2 separate regions of the Homo sapiens genome follow, and region 1 is linked to region 2. Evidence: read pairs that join two places in POLR2A ChIA-PET (ENCODE). Cell type or tissue: GM12878. All regions are shown on one strand. Links, peaks and the distances in the headings refer to the core of each region. The heading gives the core; the rest is flanking DNA.

What was found. ChIA-PET counts read pairs that join two places held together with the same protein. Peaks named below come from ENCODE experiments on the same cell type or tissue, not always from the same donor. Only the 100,000 strongest peaks of a DNase experiment are listed, where the experiment ranks them.
Region 1: POLR2A ChIA-PET joins it to region 2 with 9 read pairs; 4 of 35 experiments call an interaction of 5 or more read pairs at or near these places.

The regions. Positions count from the first base shown.
Region 1 is chr11:47,239,679-47,245,051 of GRCh38, forward strand. ACP2 (acid phosphatase 2, lysosomal) reads right to left here. Exons shown (of 11, transcript NM_001610.4): 7 at 5,057-5,189; 8 at 3,561-3,643; 9 at 3,340-3,446; 10 at 3,045-3,220; 11 at 1-571. The coding sequence ends at 438. Among named protein-coding and RNA genes, the nearest start is that of ACP2, 6.4 kb to the right of the region's middle. In GM12878, for the core only: no CTCF peak of the experiment used is centred there; no DNase peak of the experiment used is centred there.
Region 2 is chr11:47,519,865-47,525,237 of GRCh38, forward strand. The region is part of intron 1 of CELF1 (CUGBP Elav-like family member 1); the gene reads right to left. Among named protein-coding and RNA genes, the nearest start is that of CELF1, 31 kb to the right of the region's middle. RefSeq lists a silencer at 4,974-5,033. In GM12878, for the core only: no CTCF peak of the experiment used is centred there; no DNase peak of the experiment used is centred there; H3K4me3 peaks cover 1,694 bases; H3K27ac peaks cover 1,713 bases.

The DNA.
Region 1 (5,373 bases), core at 198-5,197, 280 kb before region 2:
CCACTAAAATAAGCACTGAGAGGCAAGACCGTGTCCCTCTGAGCTATTTGCCGAAGACTTCAGGCTGGAGGAAAAAGAACAGGGCTTGATAGAAGTGCAAGGTGGATCCAGCACCAACTCTGCCATTTTCTAATCCTAGGTCCTGAGTGAACACTGACTGCCAGTTTACATCTCAGGTGTGTAGGGAGCGTGGAGGAGGCAAATCCTGTTTGGAGAAAGCCAGTGTCCAACACAGCACTTGGTAAACATCAGGCATGGGAATGCTGAGTGACAGGCACCATGGGCCACGCTGAGCCCCACTCGCTCATCTGGCTGGGGTCATCAGAGGGAGGCCCAACCCAGGATCTCCTGTCCATGGGCTGGGGAGCAGCAACAGTCAGGAGCGAGGGCCCAGCCCACCTCCCCTAGGAGGTGGAGGGAAGGGGGCTGAGTGGTTGTCAGGCGTGGTCCTCCCCATCTGCGACGTGGCGGTAGCCAGGAGGCTGGGCCTGCATCCGGAAGAGGACGGTGAGGAGCAGCACTATGAGGAGGAAGAGGATGGAGCCACATACAGCCAAGGCCACAATCACCTCTGGGCATGGGGGAGGCAAGAGAAAGGTCATGTCAGCGTTCCATCATATGCCAGCTACTGTTCTGACATATAGGAGATACACAGAGGTGGCCAAGACAGAGTCCCTGCTCTCATGGAGTTTACATTCTAGGAGAGGGGATGTAATAAATAAGCAAATGGGCTGGTCACAGTGGCTCACGCCTATAATCCCAACACTTTGGAAGGTTGAGGTGGGCAGATCACCTGAGGTCAGGAGTTGGAGACCAGCCTGGCCATCATGGTGAAAACCCATCTCTACTAAATAAAGTTGGCCGTGCGCAGTGGCTCACACCTGTAATCCCAGCACTTTGGGAGGCCGAGGTGGGTGGATCACCTGAGGTCAAGAGTTTGAGACCAGCCTGGCCAACGTGGTGAAATGCCGTCTCTACTAAAAATACAAAAAATTAGCTGGGCATGGTGGTGTGCACCTGTAATCCCAACTACTCGGGAGGCTGAGGCAGGAGAATTGCTTGAACCTGGGAGACAGAGGTTGCAGTGAGCCGAGATCACGCCACTGCACTCCAGCCTGGGTGACAGGATGAGACACCGTCTCAAAAAAAAAAAAAAAATTAGGAGTGACAGGTCAGTGACGAATGTGATACAGAGAGACAAAGCAAAGTAGGTCAGCAGGGAAGGCATCATTGAGAAAGTGAGAAGTTTAACAGAGACCTGGAGTCAATGAATGACATACAACAATCTGAGAAGAGTATCACAGGGCAGAGGAGACGAAGGGCAAAAGGCCCAGATGTGGGGATAAGCCTGGCACATGCTAGTATCATCAAGAGTCAGTCTCACCAGAGTAGAGTAAGCAAGGGGCATGTAGGAGATGGGGCAGGAGACCAGATGGAGTAGGGCCTAGAAGGCCATGGTGAAGAACTTGGATTTTATTCTATATGTGATGGGAAGCCACTAGAAAATTCTGAGAGGACAGTAGTATGAACTGGTTTACATTTTTTAAAAGTTAACTCAGTCGGCCGCGGTGGCTCATGCCTGTAATCCCAGCAATTTGGGAGACTAAGGCGGGCGGATCACCTGAGGTTGGGAGTTTGAGACCAGCCTGACCAACATGGAGAAACCTCATCTCTACTGAAAATACAAAATCAGCTGGGCATGGTGATGCATGCCTGTAATCCCAGCTACTCGGGAGGCTGAGGCAGGAGAATCACTTACACCCGGGAGGCGGAGGTTGCAGTGAGCCGAGATTGCGCCACTGCACTCCAGCCTGGGCAACAAGAGCAAAACTCCATCTCAAAAAAATAAAAAAAGTTAACTCTGCTGTGTTGAAAGACTGGTAGGGACAAGAATAGAACCAGAAAGAACTAGGAAGCTTTTCATTCGGTCAGGCAAGAGCTGACGGTAGATTGGACTGCGGAGGCAAGAGCACATATTAATATTTGAAAGGTTGAGCTGATCTGGCAGTGGGCTGGATGAGGGGTATGAGAAACGGTATGCAGAATGACCCCAAGGGTTATACTGTGCCACTAGGTGACTCGTGGCATTGACTGAAACAAGGAAGCCTGGAAGAAGAGCAGCTGTGGAAGGAAAAGCATCTGGTTTTAGACATTGCAACTTTGAGATGCCTTACTTAACATGCATGTAGAGATCTCAAGTTGGCAGCTGGATATGAGTCTCTAGCTCAGAGAAGAGGTTGTGAATCTGTGAGTCAGGGCGTAAGGACAGAAGTGGGCATGGAGATGGGCATAAAGTCATGAGGCTGCATGAGATCACTTGGGAGTGTGCACAGATGGGGAAAGCTCCAGGGATGAGTCCTGGGTCATCCGTTCTTTAGTGAGGAAGGGACGCCTGAAAGTCAGAAGCCAAGAAAGTGTTTCAGGAAGGGGTGACCAATTATGTAATGCTGCTGAGAGGTGAGAGAAGCTAAGAATTAGTCACTGGCTTTGGTAGGAGGTGACTGGTCACCAGACAAGTATGGCTTCAGGGTAGTGGAAGGTGACACAAGACTGTCTAATGTGAGTCTAAGAGAACAAGTGGTGAGGAAGCAGAGCCAGATTCTAGGCAGCTCTTTCAAGGATTCCATTCTGAGAGGGAAGAGGCTGGTGGCTGGGGAAGAGGTGGCTCTCAGAGGTCATGGATGGGCTTTTGGGAGGGAAGTGATCCAGTAGAGAAGCAGAGGCGTCAGAGCTCCTTGCAGAGATGAGGAGAGAACCCAAGTGCGGGTGGAGAGGCCACCCTAAGCGGTGGCTTCCCCCAGGAAGTAACCTGGTGGTGGGAGAACGAGCCAATTCTCTCTTGGCTCTTATTTTCTCGGTGATACAAGTGAGACATCACCCGAGGGTGAGAAGTGGGGAGAAGGTATAAAGCAGTCTGGGGTCGGGGAGGGAACTCCTAGCAAATGCAGTCAAATGGCTGGAAGTGCGACAGCTCTTGAGATGCGTGGATGTGAACTGCAGGCTGGTCTAGGGCATGACTAGCAAGGAGGCCGGTGACAGCTCACCTGTGTCTGCAGGACCGCTTGCCAGCTGGCACTCCTGCTGCCAATCCTTGGGCACGACGGGCTCTGTGAGGCGAAGGAAGTCCTGCAGTGGGCAGCGGTGAGGGCAGCCAGGCAGGCTGAGCGGCCAGGGGGCCTTGTCACTCTCGTTCCGAAAGTACATCTCCACTGAGAAATTCCTGAGGGTCGACAGGAGGCAACATGGGAGCTGCTCAGCCTGCCCATCATGGGGTCCTTGGGCTGCCCCGAGCCACCTCCCGAGGGCCCCCCTCCAGAGGACACTGCTAGCTCCACTCACCCAGAATCTTCCTGGTACAGTTCAAATATGTGGCAGGAGGCGTAGGGGGCTTGTTCACCATTGTAGACATCCAGTGCCATTTGCAGGGCAACCAGGGTAGTGTCGTGCTGCGGGGGAGAGGGGCTGCCCGTCAGCATTGTTCCCCACACCCGCAGGAACCGAACAGAGAAGAAATCCAGCTCCTTGCCTGACACAGCACGCTAGGGAGCGCAGGCACTCACCGCAGAGTAAACCAGCAGCTTGGGGAGCTGGGAGGTGGTCGCCATTAGGGTCAGGTTCTTCCTTATCTGAGCCAGCAGGACTCCTGAAGGAGAAAAGTCCCCGGTGTTGCTGGCTACAGCCACCTCTGCCTTCTAATTAGACCTATCTGTGCTCCTTTCACCCTCTGCCAGGCCTGGGCCTCATCACCTACACGGAGAACTCTTTAGTGTCATAGGGACCATGTAAGAACTCTGTGGCACCCCTCCTCTCTAAGAACTGTCAAATGTACAGAAGGAAGCAAGACAAAACAAGATATCTGCCTATATTTCAACACGGATGTAGAAACCTGCCTGTGTTTACAGAAGCACTTCAGTTTGAAACAAATGTAAACTTAAGATTGCTTCAGAGTACACAGCGGGTGGGTGCATGCCCGGGTAACTACCATATGCTCTGAAAAGTGAGATGTCAAAAAGGTGTGACAGCAGGCATGCCCTTAGGTGCTCAAATAAGGAAGCTGGCATGTGTGTTACTCTCAGCCTTCTCAAAATGGCCCCCAGTGGTTCTCTTGGGGCAGCTATTCATTTAGGAGAGGGAGGGTCTTCTGATGTGGGCGAAACTTAAGAACATGAATGGCAGGGCTGGGCGTGGTGGCTCATGTGTGTAATCCCAGCACTTTGGAAGGCTGAGGCGGGCAGATCACCAGAGGTCAGGAGTTTGAGACCAGCCTGGCCAACATAGTGAAACCCCATCTCTACTAAAAATATAAAAATTAGTTGGGCGTGGTGGCAGGCACTTGTAGTCCCAGCTACTTAGGAGGCTGAGGCGGGAGAATCGCTTGAACCTGGGAGGTGGAGGCTGCAATGAGCCGAGATCGTGCCACTCTACTATAGCCTGGGTGACAGAGCAAGACTCTGTCTCAAAATAAATAGGCTGGGTATGGCGGCTCATGCCTGTAATCCCAGCACTTTGGGAGGCCAAGGTGGGTGGATCACCTGAGGTCAGGAGTTCAAGACCAGCTTGGCCAACATGGTGAAACCCTGTTTCTACTAAAAATACAAAAATTAGCTGGGCATGGTGGCTGAGGTCAGGAGTTTGAGTCCAGCCTGGCGAACATGGTGAAACCCCGTTCCTACTAAAAATACAAAAGTTAGCCAGGCATGATGGCATGTGCCTGCAATCCCAGCTACTCAGAAGACTGAGGCAGGAGAATTGCTTGAACTCAGGAGGCAGAGGTTGTAGTGAGCCAAGATCGAGCCATTGCACTCCAGCCTGGGTGACAAGAGGGAAACTCCATCCCCCCGAAAAAAAATAACAATTTTTTTAAAAAGAATATGAATGGCAGAAAAGGAAGAGAGGTGGGGAAATTTGGTGACTAGCGGCATGAGGAGGGGGATTTGGTTTTGAAAGAGCAGGGAGTGTTTCAGTAGAGAGGGAAGTGTGTGAGAAGCCCCCACAGCAGATTTTTAACGCCTTAGGGTCCTGAGGAGTAGAGTGACACGCTGTCCTTGTCACTCACCCCCCTGAAGCCGGGCCTTCTCCGCCTGCTGGTAGATTCCGAAGAGGAAGCGGAAGCTGAAGTCCTTTAGCCGGCTGAGACGCTGCATGGTTTGGGGTGAGGCCCAGGGCGGCAGGCGCAGCCCGTGCGTTTGCTGTGTATCGCAGCAGGCAGGTTAGCGCCCCAGGCCTAGGCCAGCCTCTCCAGGGGGCAGCTCTCTTCCCTAGTGGGAAGGTGCCTGTGTGTGTGAGGGAGGGAGAGGGGAGAGAGGCAGAGGGGCTGGAACCAGTAGACATGGCAGGCGGTGTGGATGCTTCAGGGCACAGGAAAGGAAGCTC
Region 2 (5,373 bases), core at 302-5,301:
AAAAAAAAAAAAGGAGTGCTTCTCACATTTAAATACCCACTTAAATCATCTGTCACATCCTTCAAATCACTCCTAAAAAAACTCAACTGTTCCACAAAATTTAACTTGTCAGTGCTTTGATTTCATTTTTACAAAAACAAGCTCTTAAAAAAAAAAGCCAGGAGATCTATCAATCAAAAAAGCAACTACATTTTTAGAAAACATCTACTATATACCCAGAACTAAAGAGGATACCAAAAAAAAAGGCACAATCCCTGTCCTTAAGGAGTTAATGGTCTTGTTCAGAAAATACGACTTGCACTAGAAACAAGAAACATGGGAGAGCATCTATCTAAGGGAAAATGTTACCATAAATGTGAAAGACTTAAAAAATCTCAGGAGAGCTGATTCTTATTTCCCTGTCTAAATCAAATTTTTGTGCTATTTCATCACACTGTCCATGATACAATACATTTTTTGCTACCCTCCACTGAATTACATGGCCTACTAATAATTCCTTCATCATCATTTCTTTTGAACAGACTTCTCTGTGTTTTCCTGTCACTCTCACACAGATTATAAGTTTATGGATATGGCAAAACTTGCTGGTTCTACCTTCCCATGCTCCCCTTGTAAGGGCATCTCCGGAAGATGTGTGGTGCAGGAACGAGGTAAAGAAGCAGGCCAGGCACTGTGGCTCATGCCTGTAATCCCAGCACTTTGGGAAGCCGAGGTGGGCAGATCACTTGAGCTCAGGAGTTCAAGACCAGCCTGGGCAACATGGCAAAACCCTACCTCTACCCAAAAAATACAAAAAAATTAACTGGGCATGGCGGCATGTGCCTGTGGTCCCAGCCACTCAGGAGGCTGAGGTGGGAGGATCACTTGACCCTGGGAGCAGAGGTTGTGGTGAGCCAAGATTGTGCCACTGCCCTCCAGCCTGGGTCAGTGAGAACCAATCTCTTCCTGCGCTCCCCCCCGACCCAAAAAAGGCTAAAATTAATTCTGCTTTCAATATCTTCAGTAAATAGTCTGGTACTAGTGGAGATAAACTAGTAATTTTAGAGATGTTTCACAAACTTGTTACTTGGCTTGCTGTTCTTTACCACCAATAAATGAACTAGAGGGCCGGGCGTGGTGGCTCACGCCTGTAATCCCAGCACTCTGGGAGGCCAAGATGGGCGGATCACGAAGTTAGGAGATCGAGTCCATCCTGGCTAATACAGTGAAACCCCATCTCTACTAAAAATACAAAAAAATTAGCCGGGCATAGTGGCGGGCGCCTGTAGTCCCAGCTACTCCGGAGGCTGAGGCAGGAGAATGGCGTGAACCTGGGAGGCGGAGTTTGCAGTGAGCCGACGTCGTGCCACTGCACTCCAGCCTGGGCGACTGAGAGAGACTCCGTCTCCAAAAATAAAAAATAAAATAAAAAATAAATGAACTAGTACAGTTGATGGTGATCTGCAAAACCAAAATCATATAGTTATTTTCATAAGGAAATTCTAAAATGAAAATGGGTTAGACTGATTCATAATTTAATAATCTCAAATAACAAAGTGTGCTAATAAAATAGACAAATATTTACTACAAACCCACAATGTACCCTATACCTAGACTCTAGAGTCATACCACTGCTTTCTAATCCCAGTTTTGCTGCTTACTAGCCAGGTAACTGGGGAAATTGTTTAACTTCTTCATAAATACCTCTGTTTCTTCATGCACAAAATGGTTACACAAACAGTATCTACCTTACAGGATATTTGTTAGAATTAAATTTATACATGTAAAGCATTTAGAATAGTGCCTGACACATAGAAAGTGCTCAATAAACATTTGCTACTATTATTATTCTGGGCACCAAGCTTGGTGTTTATGGTGGAAAAGAATGAGTCCCAAAAAATTTCAGCCTGTTACATGATGATTCTATCTCTTCAAAATAAAGTACCTGATCTTAAGATGTACTGTACAACGCTCAATGGTTATGTTACTCAAAGACAACAGGTTCATCTGTTTACTGAGCTAGAAACATAGTGTGTAGTTTCACTTTTTAAAATGCAACAGCTATGCTGATTTTTTTTTTTTTTTGACACGGGTTTTGCTCTTGTTGCCCAGGCTGGAGTGCAATGGCATGATCTCAGCTCATCACAACCTCCATCTCCCGGATTCGAGAGATTCTCCGGCCTCAGCCTCCCGAGTAGCTGGGATTACTGGCATGTGCCACCAAGCCTGGCTGATTTTTTTGTATTTTTAGTAGACACGGGGTTTCTCCATGTTGGTCAGGCTGGTCTTGAACTCCCGACCTCAGGTGATCTGCCTGCCTCGGCCTCCCAAAGTGCTAGGATTACAGGTGTGAGCCACCTTGCCCAGCTGAAATTTTTTTTATCATTAACACTTGAAGTAGGCCGGGCATGGTGGCTCAAGCCTGTAACCCCAGCACTTTGGGAGGCCAAGGCAGGTGGATCACCCGAGATCAGGAGTTGGAGACCAGCCTGGCCAACATGGTGAAACCCCATCTCTACTAAAAATACAAAAATTAGCTGGGCATGGTGGTGGGCGTCTGAAGTCCCAGCTACTACTACGGAGGCTGAGTCAGGAGAACCCGGGAGGCAGAGGTTGCAGTGAGCTGAGATTGTGCCATTGCACTCCAGCCTTGGTGACAGAGCAAGATTCTGTCTAAAACAACAACAACAACAACAACAAAACGCCAGGCACAGTGGCTCAGGCCTGTAATCCCAGCACTTTGGGAGGCCAAGGTGGGTGGATCACCTGAGGTCAGGAGTTCGAGACCAGCCTGGCCAACGTGGTGAAACCCCATCTCTACTAAAATACAAAAATTAGCCAGGTGTGGTGGCATGCGCTTGTAGTCGCAGCTACTCAGAGGCTGAGGCAGGAGAATTGCTTGAACCTGGGAGGTGGAGGCTGCAGTGAGCTGAGTTCGTGCCACTGCACTCCAGCCTGGGCAACAGAGCGAGACTCCATCTCCAGAAAAAAAAAAAAAAAAGCAAACTTGAAGTAATAAAATAGGCTTCATTTATTTAAAAAAAAAATTGGGTACCTGAGATTATTCCAAAATATTTCCTAGCAGGAGGGGGAAGTGAATAGGTAAGAATTCTGGCAGCAATAGGCTGACAGATCTTGCACCTCCAACTGGGCCTGTTAGAGTCCAGTATATCTTCATTATGGATTACCAAACCACTTGTTCTGAGAACACTTATTTATGTATAAACATTTATTCATTCCTTCCATCAAACCAAAAAAAAAATTTCTTTCATGAAGCTTTCAAAATGGACACACTGGAAAAATATAAACTAATAAAATGAGACCAGGGAAGTTATAAATTTTAAAAAAGGCCAAGAACAAAAAGAAAGCTAGAATATAGGTGTGCTAATCAGAGTGTCACTTACTGAGGCTGAGCTGTAAAATCAAAGAGCTGCCACTGATTTTAATCTCCAATGACAGGCTCTACATAGGGTGCACAATGATTCATAGTATAAATGGGAAAACATTAGGACAGTAAAATGAGAAGGGCACTAAGAATAGCCAAGAAAGAGAAGATGAAGCAGATATAATGCCACACTCAAAAGAATTTGGAAAGTCAGTAAATATACAGGATCCAGGAGAGGCTAAGCACCAGGTCCTAGACCCTAAACAAATAAGCATCCAAAACCTACAATGCACAAGGTGCAGAAGAGATCCCTAAGTGATTCAGAGCCAGAATACATCAGTGTATAGTCACACAGAACTCTGCATCCATACCACACAGCCACAGAAGAAGCTGCCTCAATCAAGGTGTTTCTCCAGCATTTAATAACGTCCTTTCCTCTCCTCATTGACTACAGTTACAAATAGTATGGGCAGAGAACTGTCTCATCCCCACTCAGCTGACAAGTTCTATTCCCAACACTGCATGCTTATGACTCATGAGGGGATGGGGGAGGGGAGTGAAAGGAAACTGTAAAACAAAGCAACAAACTTGAATTTAGACTTACACTGACCAGGAGTAAGAATTCATCACTGTTTAATTAGAATATCTCATAACAAACCAAGAAAGTATCCTTTTAAAATACAGTAACAAACCCAGTATCTTCTGAAAATAACCTGAAATTTGTCTACATGTCATGTCTTCTGCTATTCCTTAAACAGACATGACACCAAAAGGCATTACAAGGCCTCTGTAAGGCCAAACTTTACAAAGCACTCAAACAGCGCAAACAGCATAGGTTGCTGTGGGGCCCAAAGCAACAGGGCATTCCCCACAGTTCCTTTCCTGGCAGACAGCGAAGTCAACACACTTAACCCCTACTGCACTCTTTCAAGATGTGCACTAAATCATTTCTTAAAGGGGTGGAGGTGCCTCATCTTTTTATACTCAAATTTTATGTCAAAAAATTTGAGTGCCAGGAAAGGAATTCAATACCACCCCAAGAGCTGATCTTTGTGACCTGTAACAAAACAAAGAGGAAAAAAAAAACACTACCACTTCAACAAGGTATGTTTCTAAGGGAACCCAAAGACCATTTCTGACATCACATTTCCCTGTTTGGTACCCTCTCGCCAAGACGGTATTTTGTTAAATACAAATCTTGTCTCCTCACCCCATCCCTAACAACCTGAAGCATTCTCTACAATTTACAATTGACAAACCTGAACACAGCAAAACAACAAAGACAAACGAGTCACCTCTTTCACTTGAAAACCTCAGTCCTCCACAGAGACGCACACAGACAGACAGATGGATGCACGTAAGAACACAAACTGTGTGCCCTGGCTGAGTCCTGAGCAGGTCTGAGCCGGTGCGGGTGCCAAAGGGTGGCCACACGGCCTAGCTAGTGGGCTGCTCCTGCTGTTGCTGTACAAATATAGCAAGCTAAAAAGTGGAACAGCAGCTTCAGCAGAACAGATTCTGCTCCGTGCTCAGAGAGGGAGGAGCAGGGAACTGAACAGCTTTACCCATACATGGTTGCTGAAAGGGGGCCATTAGTGAAAGCCCAATTATCTCACACACATGCATTCTGTTCACATGCTCCAGACAAAAAACAGAAACACACAGGCTGGTACTTGAAATAAGGTTTGAGATATTCTATTTCAGTCAAGGAACTTCCAAATAATTTCAGTCACTGACACCAAGAATCCCTCAGCCACGGGAAATGGAAAAGACATTTGAAAACCTTTACTAGGTCAGATTCTTCCCAGATCAGCAGTAGTGGTGAGGCTCAATTTATCATTTAAATCCTAAAATTTAACATGCAAAAAAAGGTTATTCTCCATTCGAGTGAACAATGTTAACTTTCACTAGTTCCTTGCTGCTTTCAGAATGAAGGTCTCATTCCAACTGTGTATGTTTTGAGCTCTTTTTTATTTTATGGTTGATACAAGTTAAAATAAACTCTAATA